3 separate regions of the Homo sapiens genome follow, and regions 2 and 3 are each linked to region 1. A link is a loop called in an ENCODE intact Hi-C map of the cell type or tissue named here. Cell type or tissue: CD4-positive, alpha-beta T cell. All regions are shown on one strand.

Evidence for each region. Peaks named below come from ENCODE experiments on the same cell type or tissue, not always from the same donor. Only the 100,000 strongest peaks of a DNase experiment are listed, where the experiment ranks them.
Region 2: it touches region 1 in a loop (3-fold over the local background); 15 of 110 quality-filtered maps call a loop at or near these places.
Region 3: it touches region 1 in a loop (2.3-fold over the local background); 13 of 110 quality-filtered maps call a loop at or near these places.

Annotation. Positions count from the first base shown.
Region 1 is chr14:49,860,043-49,865,042 of GRCh38, forward strand. LOC105378179 (a long non-coding RNA gene) reads right to left here. Exons shown (of 3, transcript XR_943839.3): 2 at 2,478-4,407; 3 at 1-2,274. It also overlaps RN7SL2. Among named protein-coding and RNA genes, the nearest start is that of NEMF, 9.8 kb to the left of the region's middle. RefSeq lists enhancers at 1,928-2,528, 3,221-3,320. In CD4-positive, alpha-beta T cell, a CTCF peak has its summit at 2,207 (motif pointing right); DNase peaks (open chromatin) are centred at 1,699, 2,169, 2,909, 4,089 and 1 weaker place; H3K4me3 peaks cover 2,975 bases; H3K27ac peaks cover 3,372 bases.
Region 2 is chr14:49,968,782-49,973,781 of GRCh38, forward strand. LOC105370485 (a long non-coding RNA gene) reads left to right here and starts at 2,858. Exons shown (of 4, transcript XR_007064159.1): 1 at 2,858-3,845. RefSeq lists a silencer at 1,830-2,124. In CD4-positive, alpha-beta T cell, no CTCF peak of the experiment used is centred here; DNase peaks (open chromatin) are centred at 2,600, 3,270 and 4,260; H3K4me3 peaks cover 1,905 bases; H3K27ac peaks cover 3,862 bases.
Region 3 is chr14:50,043,101-50,048,100 of GRCh38, forward strand. LINC01599 (long intergenic non-protein coding RNA 1599) reads right to left here. Exons shown (of 9, transcript NR_131171.1): 4 at 4,367-4,489. Among named protein-coding and RNA genes, the nearest start is that of LINC01588, 38 kb to the left of the region's middle. RefSeq lists a silencer at 4,171-4,465. In CD4-positive, alpha-beta T cell, no CTCF peak of the experiment used is centred here; DNase peaks (open chromatin) are centred at 1,091, 1,341, 2,071 and 4,423; H3K4me3 peaks cover 416 bases; H3K27ac peaks cover 3,308 bases.

The DNA.
Region 1 (5,000 bases):
TTTTGTCAGTTACAGACTGAGCTTGATTCCCCCCATGTATTACTTTCCTATTCTGTGGTAATTTGCTGTATCAAATTACCACAAATTTAGAGGCTTAAACAACATAAATTTATTATTATTATTATTGAGATGGGGTCTCACTCTGTCCCCTTGGCTGGAATGCAGTGGGACACTAACAACTCACTGCAGCCTCAACCTCCTGGGCTCAGGTGATCCTCCCACCTCAGCCTCCCTGGTAGCTGAGACTACAGGCACATACTACCACACATGGTTAATTTTCATATTTTTTGTAGAGACAGGGTTTCACCATTTTGTGCAGGCTGGTCTCCAAATCCTGAGCTCAAGCAATCCACCTTCCTTGGCCTCTCAAAGTGCTGGGAATTACAGGTGTGAGCCACTACATGCGGCCAAATTTATTATTTAAGAGTTCTGGAGATCAGAAGTACCAAATTGGTGAAGAGGGCTGCATTCCTTCTGGAAACTCTTGAAGAGAATCCCTTTCCTTGCCTTTTCCAGCTTCAGGGGGCTGTCCACATTCCTTGGTTAGTTAGCACATAGATATCTTTGGGGAGGGGGTCATTATGCTGCCTATTGCACCTCAGTTCCACAAAGCTGAGTTATCCCAGAGGTCATGGTACTCAGGAAGTAGGAACCCCAGGGCTAATGGAGGCAGCTACTCAAAAGCAGTTCTTACATCCATAGCTAAGTCATTCTGGGTCCAATTCAGGGATCCATTTAGTGAAAAACAAGAGATACAAAAATTAGCCGGGCATGCTGGTGTGTGCCTGTAATCCCAGCTACTCGGGAGGCTTGAGGCAGGTGAAGCGCTTGAACCCGGGAGGCAGAGGTTGCAGTGAGCAGAGATCGCTCCCCGGAACTCCAGCCTGGGAGACAGAGCAAGACTCTGTCTCAAAAAAAAAAAAAAAAAGATATACCAAAATTATTTTGCTTCTTATTTTAAGGTTGGTGAGAAGGTAAAGTTTTTTTTTTTTTAAAATAGCATCTCTACCTATTTTCATTTTGTAAAAATGCATTCATTTGGAGGTGATTTTTTAATTCTTGAAAAGTTGTCCTGAAGAACCGGAATCAGACCTATTCCATGTGGTTGCAGAGGGCAGACCCAGAAGCAGCCATGGGGGAGATACCTGTTTTATTCAAAGAGGATCTTTTCTGACAGTTATCCTTGTTCAAAATGCAATGAACTACCTCAAAAAAAAAAAAGGGAATACAATTAGCTTTATAAAAAATTTAGTACAATGCTTCTTTCCTCTTTCATTTTATAGACAGTGAGGAAAATCTGTGTTTAGTGCTTAGAGTCTTTAAACTCCCAGTAGATTATCAGATTAATGTTAAGACTGATGTGAATGCTTAACCAGTTTCCACTGGCCCTAAAATGCCTGAATTTAACAGTAAGCCCTCCAAAACAGTTATTTCATATAGATGAAATTTCTAATCACAGACCACCAAGAACTTTTGAAAAATTTAAAGGTTGTCTTCTTTCATAGCTTACTCACTTATTTCTGTTTTTAAAATGAAGCATGATTATGAGACATGCTCAAGGACAGCTCAGTGGAGGATGCAGAGGTTTTTGCTCTCATTAACACTGGGTTCAAGACCCAGGCGGCTGGGCGCGTTCTTTAAACTCCCTTTGCTTCAGTTACTTTTCGGCGTCTAGGTGCCGTTCCCTTTTTGGCAATCCGACGGAGAGAGAAGCAAGCGAGGAGACAGGGTGGTGCATTCTGCCACGCTGGCCCCTCACCTCTGTCATCACAGGGCGTTCTGGGTTCCTCTGAGAGGAGTTTTTCCCTTATAAGGAGGCAGTAGTGGGATTCCTCTTCGGAAGATTAGCCCTGCCTGTAGCCAAGTAGAACGAAAGGATTTGTGTGTAAGACTGTTGATTAGCCCGTCTTTGGTCTATAGCATTCTAAAGCAAAAACCTTGACAGGACAGGGGTGAAAGAAGGTGACATCCGTGACAGGAGGTAGGCAGGGAAGCTCAGGTCAGCTCAGTGCAGGGGAATAATGTTGGTAACTGCAAGCAGCATCCTGAACGGCCGCGGGAAGAACTTGGAAATTCTTTAAGAGAACGTACTTTTTGCTCTCTGTGATCCGGCGGCCATTTTTTTCCGACTGTCTGTGGGTAAACGAGCAGCCCCTGTTGGCTCCGAAGGTAATAACAGCTTTTCGCAGAGACGTTTTGAATATGCGCCGGTAGGGGGCAGCGATGAGGCGGTTGCAAATCCCCAAGCATCCCGTCAACTGGTGAGCTTTCGCGCTGAAGGAAACGTAAAACAGTGGATAAATATAAGAGTGGAGAGAGAAAGCCAACTATAAACCTCAGTAACATCTTTCTCTATATATTTTTTCCTTTAGAGGAAGAGAGGACTCGTCTTTAAATGTGCACATTAGTATGTTTCTTAATACGTATGAACCGGAAAGGAGGCAAACTTCTTAACTTCAAAGACACTATTTACTTACAAAGGTACCCTTAATGAGGGAGGGGGGCAAAAGAGACGGGGTCTCGCTATGTTGCTCAGGCTGGAGTGCAGTGGCTATTCACAGGCGCGATCCCACTACTGATCAGCACGGGAGTTTTGACCTGCTCCGTTTCCGACCTGGGCCGGTTCACCCCTCCTTAGGCAACCTGGTGGTCCCCCGCTCCCGGGAGGTCACCATATTGATGCCGAACTTAGTGCGGACACCCGATCGGCATAGCGCACTACAGCCCAGAACTCCTGGGCTCAAGCGATCCTCCCACCTCAGCCTCCCGAGTAGCTGGGACTACAGGCACGCGCCACCGCGCCCGGCGGTCGGAGACGCTGCGAAAAGCTACTAGAAGCTGCAGGGCAGTTACGTCATTGGGGAGCGGGGGGGCCACGCCGGGCGACGTGAGCTTGGACACACCCACACTGGGCGGTCTGGAGGCTACGTTAGTGTGGCGTCATCCGAGCTGGGCAGCCGTTCTGCCTTACAGGGTTGGGACCCCGGAAGCTTATCGGCGCGGTTGCGGCCGCGGCTCCCTGTGTTTTGATCAGAACACCACGTTCCTGCTTAACAGAAATTGGTCAGTATGCGCTTAATGCTCATAGTGTGGCGTCCGGACACGCAGCGAGAGAAAAACGCAATAACCTGGTCCGTCAGCGTTGCTTGCTTCAGCAGGCCTTAAATATGTGCTGCATCTTTTGGGGGACGTTACTTAAGAGGCAAACATCTGGCTCGAAGTCTTCCATTATTTTCAGCAAGCATTTAGGAGGTGACTGCACTATAAGGAGAATAACCCACAGTAGCACAGGTTGGGAGTCTGCACAGTGCCGAGGCCAGCTCAGTCTTCACTATTCGAACGAAGGAAGCCTGGGGCAACTGTTTGTTTTCTCTGCCCTGCGTGTTAGTTGCCCGTTGTTTTTGGAGAAAAAACTAGTATCGGGGTATATTGGTGGAAAAATTTGGATTTGGCAGCTTGAAGCCTTTTTTGCGACAAGCTTAGGTTAGGAAGGGATAGAGGGGAGGAAAGAAAAAATAATTTTCGACCATAGTAGATCTGCGAAAGCAGACCTTCTGTTTGTCCTCTTATCTATAGTCTTTCCCTCACCCCCCACCCCTTGTCTCCTAAAAACCAGTCCAGACTTTCCCCGCCACCTCCGTCCTTGTAGCAGATAACGTTGCTCCTTCCTTCATGGATAAATTGAAGGCCAACAGACAAAAACTTTTCAACTCTTTGCTGCTCTGTCCGCTCTAAATTTATCTTTACACCTTCAGAGAAGAGCACCCTTCTGTTTTCCCCTCCTACCTCAAACCCAGTAGGTCAAAATTCTTCCATCAATCATTTTTACCCATTCTATCTCTCTCTTTCATTTATACAGATTCCAAGCTGCCTTTCTTCTAAAAAAAAAAAAAAAAAAAAAGTAAAAAAACTCCTTTGACCTTGCCTTTCTAAATGAAATCTGTCTGTTGTTTTCATGGCTGCACTTCTTGAAACCATGTTCTACAATTGCTACATTTGCTTCTTAACCTTCTGTCTTCAGTCCATAGCCCACCAATCCACTGAAACTATTCTAGCTAAGGCTACGATACCCAAGCCTCCTAATTGGCAGGTCTAAGGGACCCTTTCTGACATAGGTGATGTAATTTACCACCAATCTCTGTCACTTGTGACTGCTGTTTCCTCCCTGAACGTTTCTTCTCCCTGGTTCTTGTTCACAGCCCCTGATATTTCCTCCCAGGCTCTCTCTTCTGCCCACCCAGCAAATGTTTTTGTTCCTTACAGTTCCCTCCTAAATGTTCTCTGTTCTCTCACCGTGTTCTTCATGAGTGATGTAATAAATTCTCAAGGCTCTCAAATCTGTAGTTCCAATCTGATGCTGTTTCCAGAGCTTCAGATTCACATTTTTAGTTGCCTTCTGGATGTCACCTTGAAATCATTCAAAACTTCAAATTCAGTATTTGCAAACAAAACTGATCATCTTCTCTTCTTCCTCCAAGCTTACCCATTTTTTCTTTTTATCAATATGTTTATTTATTTATTTTTTGAGACAGAGTCTTGCTCCGTTGCCCAGGCTGGAGTGCAGTGGCACGATCTCGGCTCACTGCAACCTCCGCTTCCTGGGTTCAAGTGATTCTCCTGCCTCAGCCTCCTCAGTAGCTGGGATTACAGGTGCCCACCACCGCACCCAGCTAATTTTTGTATTTTCAGTAAAGATGGGGTTTCACAATGTTGGCCAGGCTGGTCTTGAACTCCTGACCTCATGATCCACCTGCCTCGGCCTCCCAAAGTGCTGGGATTACAGGCGTGAGCCACTGTGCCTGGCTCATCAGTATGTTTAGTTGCTCACTTCAGAACTCTCAGAGTCATCCTTGACTACTATTTCATCCATTCAATACCAAATACTTACTTTTTACTTATCCAGTGACAGGCACTGTACTAGGTGGTAGAGATGTGGTGGTGAAGAAAAGAGACAGAGTGGAAGAGACAGACAAAAACTTAGCAAAAAAAATTATAATTTC
Region 2 (5,000 bases), 110 kb after region 1:
TATAGCTGTGCATCATCTCTGTTGGGTATATATCTAGGAACAAGATTCTGGGGTCATCAGCATTGTTCTGTTCAACTCCACCAATTGCATTTGTGAATTTCTTATGAATATTCTTTGCACACTTATTATCGGGTGGTTTGTGTTTTATTATTGACTTGTATCTGTCCTATTTACTCTGGATGTTAGTTCTGTTGTAAATATTCTCTCTTAGTCTGTATATAGGCCCTTTTATTTTACAAAGTTTAAAGTTTTTATGCAGTCAAATCTGTAATTCTTTTTCTTTATGGTTTCTGGTTTTATATCTTGCTTAGAAAGTCCTTCTCTATCTCAAGATTGTAAAATACTCTCTTATGTCTTGTCTCCTTTTTTTTTTTTTTTTTTTTTAGACAGGATCTCACTCTGTTTCCAGGCTGGAGTACAGGATATGATCATGGCTAACTGTAGCCTCAACCTCCTAAGCCCAAGCGATCCTCCCCTCTCAGCCTCTTTAGTAGGTGGGACTACAGGCATGCACCGCCATACCTGGCTAATTTTTTAATTTTTTGTAGGGACAGGGTCTTGCTATGATGCCCAGATGGTCTCGAACTCCTGTGCGCAAGCGATCCTCCCGCCTCAGCCTCCCAAAGTGCTGGGATTACAGGTGTGAGCCACTGCATGGGGCCACATTTCCATTTCCTTCTAATACTCATTTTGATTTTTTACTTTAGGCTTTTTAGTCAGTATGGAATTTATTTGTGAGGGTGAGAAATAGAGGCTAATTTATTATCTAAATTAGGGGATGAGTAAAATGATACCATTTGCTGCCTAAGTTTTAAAAATATTTATTTTATTTTATTTTTATTTTTGAGATGGACTCTGGCTCTGTCACCCAGGCTAGAGTGCAGTGGCGCGATCACGGCTCACTGCAACCTCCACCTCCCGGGTTCAAGCGATTCTCCTGCCTTAGCCTCCCAGATATCTGGGATTACAGGTGTGCACGACCGCGCCTGGCTAATTTTCATATTTTTAGTAGAGACAGGGTTTCCCCATGTTGGCCAGGCTGGTCTGGAACTCCTGACCTCAGGTAATCCACCCGCCTCGGCCTCCCAAAGTGCTGGGATTACAGATGTGAGCCACCACACCCGGCCTCAAATATTTATTTTTAACATCTCAAAATAAGTTCTAACATCAAAGAACTAAAAAACTATCAACAAAAAAATTTTTTTACCTCAGAATAGTCTCCTCTAAGTTAAGCCTGAGTTAGATTCTAAATAGGGCAAATGTTCTAAGTCAGCGGTTGCCACCCAAAATGCTATCTATGCATATAAATGGTCAGTGACTTATTTATTCACTTACTATGTATTTATGGAATTTAAAGTGCAGTTCCCTTGGACTTACGTGTCTAACGAGGAAGAAAGGCTTCATTCTGGGACCTTCAGGGTAGCCTGGCTTGCACACTGGATCTAGGTTCACGGGTCATGAAAACTACAGTGGCTTTCTTCCCTCCCAAGCCTCCAGCTACTCCCAATCTGAGCAAATGGCCCCCAGATGGATTCTATGTTCTGAGTCCGTCCCCAGGACAGAGGGAGGTCCAGTTTGAGCTTTATTACAAATCCTGTAGGTCGGCTTTAGATTATAGACATGGCTTCCTCAGGCAAGGCTGCCCACTTGAGGGAAACAATTTTGTTGGCTGGCTGGGTGGTTGGTGTAGGGCTCACATTTGGGAGTTCACTCCTTTCTCTCCCTTTGTCTGAAACGATCAGCACCTTGTTGTGCCTGTTCACTAGCAGTACTCGGCACACAATCGTTTGTTGTGCTGACTCTCCAGTTGCTCGCAATGTGAGGTGGATTTGTTCTACTTCTTCCTTGTGTATTCTTGGTGAAGGCCGATAATTTGCTACTTAGTTAACAGACATGTTATAGGGCTGGAGCCTGAGATAAGGTCAGGAGGAGAAACATCCCGCTTAGCTTGACAAAGAGCTTGGTTTAAGGCTGGAGAGCTGACTGTGCAATTGTCTGAGCTGCTTTTCTTGGAAATGGCTCTCTTGGCTGAGCTCCAGAAATATAATCAAAAGTGGCCTGAAATCACAAGTTTTGCTGCTTGCATTCTTAGTTTCACAATTTAAGGATTTGGCTGGTGCCTGTCCTGAAAGTGTGGAATTGTCTACTGTTTGCTACACATGACGTTGAGTGAGTGTGTGTCTATGTGTGTACACACACATGCATGTGCAGGACACAGGGATTGTCTGCGTGGGCATGTTTTACAGTCCAGCTGTTTGTACCTTCAGGGAGGCAGTGATTAAAGAGCAGTGTATGGCAGGTTTTCTTTGATTTCAAGAATCACATATTTGGTTTTGTAGTTAGTGTCTTTGGAGAAGAGTGATGGAGACTCTTGCATAGAAGTGCAACTGATTGCTTAGGTGCAGTGGTTTTGCCTTTCTTAAGAACTCCGCCTCAAAAATATGGAGATAATTTACTTAGAAGAAGGCAATGTGCCGCTTTTTGGAGAAGCAGGTGTACCTGACCTTGCCCTGGGGGAAGTGAAGACCTGAGTTTGAGGAAGTCAAGCTTGAGGCTGTCAGAAGCAGTTATTTATATCTGAGTGATGTGTATGAAAGCCAAAGCCTTTCATTCCACCACCGTCACGGAACTAGTTTAGAGAAGAGGAAGGGCGTGCATTTTGCCTTGTTAAATATCTACTGCACTAAGAACTTCTGGTGTGGTTCAGATTTCTGGTAATCTGTACCCAGGCTCTATTGTCTAAAAAGGAGTGCTTAGACACTCTTCTTTCAACCTACTTTGTGGATAAAACAGCTCACTTCCAGTTGATTGATAGACTGTCAACTGATTGTTGCTTCCTTTCACCAGATGCCCCTCGTGTGGGCAGCCTCGTGTGTGTGTGGTGGTGGGGGTTGTGGTAGGGACCTTGCAATATCTCTAAGCTCAAAATAAGGACATTGGACTCTAAAAACTACCAAAAACCATACATCGGAAACTCTTGGGTTCATCATGATAATAAATGAAGTCTCACATAACTAGCTTTCATTTTTATGCCTCTTGAGTTCTCAGGTTTCCCCACCCCCCCCCACCAGGCTCTTTTGATTATGGGAAATGAGTGTGTTTTGGGACAAACATGTCAGGATTATGAGGGAGAAACTTGGCAGGGGAGCAAACTGTGCAATATGCTTGACAAGACTTGAGAAACAATACATCTCAGATTTTTTCAGATAGTTCTCAATTTCTGGTTCAGAAATATGGCCCAGAAGCTACAGAAAGGGAAGCACCACTGCAGCTCCACGGAGGGTCACTGCCTCTTAGACTTCACTAAGGAGCCAACAGGGGCCATTTATGCCCAGAAAGCTGAGGTGTCTGCAGGAGGGGAACTTACTCCTGCTTCCACCAGGAGTACATGGAAATTGAAAAGAGAGAATTTATGTTTTTTTGCCTTAAATGAGAAAAACAGAAGGTAGATCTCCCAAGGCAGAACATCTGTAATGATAGAGCAGTAAGGAATATGAGGAGGGAAACATGAGCATGTTTGCATAAACATTTAGATTTTTCTGGGCTTGCCCAATCCCAGTCTTTTGGAGTCTGTCTTTTATGAGGGCAACCGTGGTTTAAGAGTGAGCAAATGTTAGTTCATGTAATTAAAACCCGTTGAATTGAACAGGAAACATTCACGGGAAATCTGCAGGTGTCTGCAAGCAAGAGTGACGCTAGAAGGATCTTAGTATGCCAGCTCCCTCTTCCTCAAGGGTAGTGTCCCTGGAATGAAGCCACCAGCAACAGGAGAGGAAACAGATGGGGTTGTAGAAAGTAGGAGCAGCAAAAGCTTCTGAACTTAGTAATAAGCTGCTTGCCCCGGGGTGAGTATAAAAGGCATCTGGGGTATTTGCTTTTTTGTTTATTGGAGGAAGAAAGGTGTCTCGCAACATTTCTCTCTCTCCCCTTCCTCTCTCTCTCAAATTTATTCAGGATATGAAATTTCTAAGGCTACTGCCATCTTAGGGTTTGAATCTCTTTTCAGCTTCATTCACACATATTAAAGAGAGACAGTTCCAGTATGACTTAAGAAAGAAAAGCCAGGCTGATTTCCAAGATGCAGTGTTGTGCCACGGATGAGTTTTCTTCCTGGAGTGAGCTATTTGAGTTTCATTTTTCTTACCACCTTTTAGCCTCTTCATTCCAAGGCCTGGACACTTCAGGCAGAGAAGCCCTCATCCTGGGTGTCGGGGTGGGAGGTGTTCTCATCATGAATGGGAGGCGTACCCAGATCCAGCTCTGCCTTTTTTTAACCAAACCAGAGTGTAAACAAATGGCTGTGTGACTCACCATAATCGACATAGCAAGATATGATACATGCCAGGAGAGAAAAAGAAAGTGCTGATGGAAAAATAATCTCATTAGGGAGATTTGTTTGTGGTGATTTATTTTATTTTATGTTATTTTATTTTTTTGAGATGGAGTATCCCTCTGTCATCCAGGCTGGAGTGCAGTGGCGCGATTTCCACCTCCAAGATTCAAGTGATTCTCCAGCCTCTGCCTCCCAAGTAGCTGGGATTCTTGGAGCCCACCAACACACCTGGCCAAGTTTTGTATTTTCAGTAGAGATGAGGGTCTCATGATGTTGGCCAGGCTGGTCTCAAACTCCTGACCTCAAGTGATCTGCCTGCCTTGACCTCCCTAAGTGCTGGGATTACAGGAGTGAGCCACCACGCCTGGTCTGTGGTGACATTTGAAATGAATCTGAAAAATGAGTAGAACATTAACAGATGGAAAAGACCGTCACTGTATTATTACAGTATTAATGCTCAGTAATATCTGTATCTAACAATACCATGGAGCTTTTGTGGGGCCTGGTCTTAGAATATGCTTTTGCTGGCAGGTGCACCTCGATTATCCTTTGGAGACCACCTTACTCTTTGTTTTTGTTTTTGTTTTTGAGATGAAGCCTCACTCTTGTTGCCCAGGCTGGAGTGCAATGGCGTGATCTCGACTCACGGCAACCTCCGCCTCTCGGG
Region 3 (5,000 bases), 180 kb after region 1:
TAATCTCCAATAATAGGCAACTCATTAAATAAATAATAATACAACTCTACAAAGGAATATTTAGGCACTTAATATCGTTTAAATGTATTTATTGACATGAAAAATTTTCATGATTTAGTATTACATGAAATAGAGTAACAAAGCAACATGGACGGTGTGAGCCCATAACTATTTATATATGTATATGCATGCAAAGAAGAAAGTTTGGAAATATACCAAAAAACAGTGATTATTTCTGGACTACAGGTGGCTTTTAAAAATTATCTCTTTCTTGCAGTTTTATGCTTTTTTTACAATGAGCATATATTTTTCTCAGTTAAAAAAATTTTTTTGGCTGGGTGTGGTGGCTCACGCCTGTAATCCCAGCACCTTGGGAGGCCAAGGCAGGCAGATCACAAGGTAAGGAGTTCAAGACCAGCCTGGCCAATATGGTGAAACCCCATCTCTACTAAAAATACAAAAAAAAAAAATTAGCTGGGAGTGGTGGCGCACGCCTGTAGTCCTAGCTACTTGGGAGGCCGAGGCAGAAGAATCGCTTGAACCCGGGAGGCAGAGGTTGCAGTGAGCCGAGATCACGCCACTGCACTCCAGCCTGGGCAACAGAGCGAGACTCCGTCTCAAAAAGAATTTTTTTTTTAAGTAGCCTGTTGGAAATGGATGGGTCTCCTTTGAACTTTAGGGCTGGCCTTACTCGCTCTCAAAGTGTTAAGTGTAATGAGTGCAAAGGAACCACAGGTCCCTTCCACTCTTCTGGGCTAAAATGCCACCATTAGTAAGGTTAAATACCTATTTTATCTTCACCACTGAGAGCAACTCTCAAGCCCTTCATTCACTTAGCTTCAGGGCTCAGTTCTGACATAGTGCTCTGGCTTTAAGGAAAGATGTACCTTTTTATCACAATGTTTTTCAGGATTTTCTCAGAGTTGCTGGGCCTCAGAACTCTCTTCTTTTGAGTCCTAATTTGGATAATTTGGGAAACTGCAGCCACAGGTCCTCCCTCCCTTGAGATTGGCTGAGTGAGGCAGACTACGCCTACAGCGCAGAAAGCAGGGCAGGAAATCATACTCTAATCATAGGTCTTTATTCAGAAACCCAGCAGCCTCACTACCAAATAACCTCAGGAGTCCTAAAGCCTCAGTGTCCTGACCTATAAGATCAAAGAGTCTCATGTGATGTCCCCAAGTGGACTTTTAATAAAAAGTAGCACTGCCAGTTTCTGTTTTGACCTTCCAACCACAGGATCATGCCAACATTCAGTAGTAAATGCATTTTTTTTTCCTGCCAAATCGACTCCTTGTTCTTTTCAACACATCCTCACACAGAGGGAACAAGCCACTGAGGTTTCCTGTTGAGGAAGGTTCTTTGGTGTTCTGTGAGGAAACCATATATTCAAAGAAACCATGTGTAAGTTTTCTGTGTAGTAGGACAGAACTACCTTAATTTAACTTGATGTCTTTTCGACAAACCATGTACCCCTAACATGAAGAAATGGAAGGAAGGTGTTTATTTTCATCCCAGCTCTTACTCTGCTGCATTGTTCCTGTGTACATTTCTCTTATTCCACAGAGTAGGAGCTTCTTGAGGACCATGACAGTCATTTATTTCTCCCTCCCTGCTCCTGGCACTAGCAGGACCTCCCTTCCTCCCTCTTAACAAAGTTTTCAGTGAATAAGTGAATGAATGAACTTTCCCCTGTTTCCTTATGGGTTTCAACCAGCACAGACTACCTGCCTTTGTTAAAATGGTTCCTGTGTGTCTTTGTCTCTACGGGCACTGTGTTTTATGGGTTTCTCGAAACCTTCCCATGCACACAGTAGTGTAGCAGTAAGATCAGCTACATACATTGTAGGACCCACTGAAAAATGAAAATGCAGGGCCCCTTGTTCAAAAATTATTTACAATGTCAAATTATTCAAAATTAATAAAATTAATTTTTAAACCCTAAATTAAATAGTAAATGATTAAGAATTTCAAAGCTTTGCAGGGTACAGCAGCACAGGCAAGCCTGGTTCTCGTCCACCACATGGCTCAGCTTCCTGTTCCTCCCCTCTGCTCGGAGTCACAGTCCCGAGGCCAGCGGGGTGTTTACCGACTTGGGCCTACCCACACCCTGCCCTGCATCCTGTCACCAGAGTTTCATTTGGAGTCCTGAGCAAAGGTCTCCAATTGCTGATTCTACTGCCAACAGAAAACACTCTCCCCCTTCTGGATGTGTTGGCAGGAAAACCAAATTTTTATCTCTCCAGGTCAGCTAAAATCTTGAGGCCAGTTAACTTTCCCAGTGATCTCATCCGAATCATCCTTCACTTCTGCCCCCAGTGAAACTGAATCTGCACTCTGCCCGACTCTCAGCCCAAGTGAGGTGCCACACCCACACCTCACTTGTCTTCTACTGAGGCCTTTCCTGATAACCCGTTTCCCTGGGTTGCCCTCTCTCACCCTTGAGACCCCTGTTCAGTTGTGAACAGTCTCTCCATTCTATGGCTGCAGACTCTTGACTGAAATCTGTTTGCCTCCATCAAAACTAGATGTTTCCAAGGAAACCACCTGCCCCTGTGTGGCTCTAACAGTTCCCAAGTGGAATCTTCCAGTGCCTCTCCCCACTGCCAGATCTGCCATCACCACAGAAAAGCTGAATTTTCATGTGTGAATCAGCCAGTATCCTGGCCTCAAATTTGTTCACCTCCTTAACTTTGGTGACCATTGTCTCCTCTCCACCTCAGCCATCTCTATATCCTGTACATTCTCAAAACTCAGAACTGAAATGGTAAACTTCAATATCCCTAAACTTATTGAAAACACACAAACTCCAATATCCCACATTCTCATTTCAATTCCTTGGTTTCCAGCATTCATACTGTCAAACATCAGCATTTTTGTGCTCCTCCACATGGCCTGTCTCCATGTGGAGAGCTTGGGCTTCCTCACAGCATGGTGGTCTCGAGGTAGTCAGACTTGCTACATGGTAGCTGGTCTCCAAGAGTAAAAGCAGACGCTGATAAACCTTTTGAAAGTTAGGCCCAGAACTGGCACAGCATCCTCTCTGCCTTGTTCTGTCAGTCAAAGCAAGTAATAAGAAATCATGAGGTGAGTCCAGATTCAATGGAAGGAGAAATAAACTTCACCTCTTGAACAGTGGAGCAGCATGTGTATACAATGGGAGAAGGATTTGATGGTGGCCATTTTTGGACACTGTCTACTACAGAGGAGAGAGAAAATAAATATATAGACAAACAGGAAAATACCAGATAGTAATTGTCAGGCCTCTGAGCCCAAGCTAAGCCATCATATTCCCTGTGACCGGCAGGTATACATACAGATGGCCTGAAGTAACTGAAGAATCACAAAAGAAGTGAAAATGGCCTGTTCCTGCCTTAACTGATGACCTTACCTTGTGAAATTCCTTCTCCTGGCTCAAAAGCTCCCCCACTGAGCACCTTGTGACCCCCACCCCTGCCTGCCAGAGAACAACCGCCTTTGACTGTAATTTTCCACTACCTACGCAAATCCTATAAAACGGCCCCACCCCTATCTCCCTTCGCTGACTCTCTTTTCGGACTCAGCCCGCCTGCACCCAGGTGAAATAAACAGCCTTGTTGCTCACACAAAGCCTGTTTGGTGGTCTTGTCACACGGACGCAAGTGAAAGTAGTAAGAGCTGTTCAGAGAATCGAAACAGGGTGATTTGATGGAGAATGACTGAGGAACTCCTGGAGATTGAGGGGGTTGTCAGGGAAAGTCTCTCTCAGGAAGTGATGTTTAAATTACAACTTGTGGCTGGGCGTGGTGGCTCACGCCTGTAATCCCAGCACTTTGGGAGGCCAAGGCTGGTGGATCATCTGAGGAAAGGAGTTCGAGATCAGCCTGGCCAACATGGTGAAACCCCATCTCTATTAAAAATACAAAAATTAGCTGGATGCAGCGCTAGGCTCCTGTAATCCCAGCTACTCAGGAGGCTGAGGTGGGAAAATCGCTTGAACCCAGGAGGCAGAGGTTGCAGTGAGCTGAGATTGCGCCATTGCACTCCAGCCTGGGCGACAAGAGTGAAACTCCGTCTCAAAAAATAAAAATAGAAATAAATTACAATTTGAAAAGCAAGAATTTCCAGCTGTGTGAAGGTCCAGGCAGGAAGAAGAGCCAGCAGAAATGCTCTAACATGGGACTGAGCCAGGCAAGTTTAAGGAATAGAAAGACCACATGTTAGGAGTGTAGAAAAGGACAGGGAGCATGGGCTGGAAAACAGGTCAGACAAGTGGGAAGGGCCAGATCAAGTGAATCAGGGGAAGGAAGCTGGACTTTATTCCCAGAACCATTCATGGAAAGTGATTGAAGGGTTTGCAGCAGAGAGGGGACATAATATGACTTACATTAGTGAAAGGTCACTCTGGCTGCCTTGCAGAGAACAGGAAGTGTAAGTGTGGAAGCAACAAGACCAGTCAGGAGGCTACTGTGAAAGCCCAGGGGAGATGGTGGCTTGTTCTGGCTGCTGGCTGTGGGGAGGAGACAAAACAGAGATAAGTTTGGTGGCTGGACCAGAAGTTGCTGAGGATTGAGCCTTTGCTGTCTTGGTTCAATTCCCCTTCATGCCCAGGTGATCACTGCAGAAACCTCCTGGTTGGTCCTCACCCACACCTAGCTGTCGGTTAGTGCCCCTCCTTAGAGTTTTGTGGGGGGTTTCTGTTTTGTTGAGACAGGGTCTGCTTCTGTTGCCCAGGCTGGATTGCAGTGGTGCAATCATAGCTTACTATAACCTTGAACTCCTAGACTTCAAGCAATCCTCTTGCCTGGCGTCTGTAGTAGCTTGGACTACAGACAACACCACCATGCCCAGCTAATTAAAAAAAAAAAAAAAAAAAAGATAACTTTTGTAGAGATGGAGTCTCGCTATGTTGCCTAGGCTGGTCTCCAACTCCTGGGCTCAAGTGATCCTCCCACCTTGGCCTCCCAAAGTGCTGGGATTACAGGTGTAAGCCATGGTGCCCAGACCTCCTTAGAGTTTTT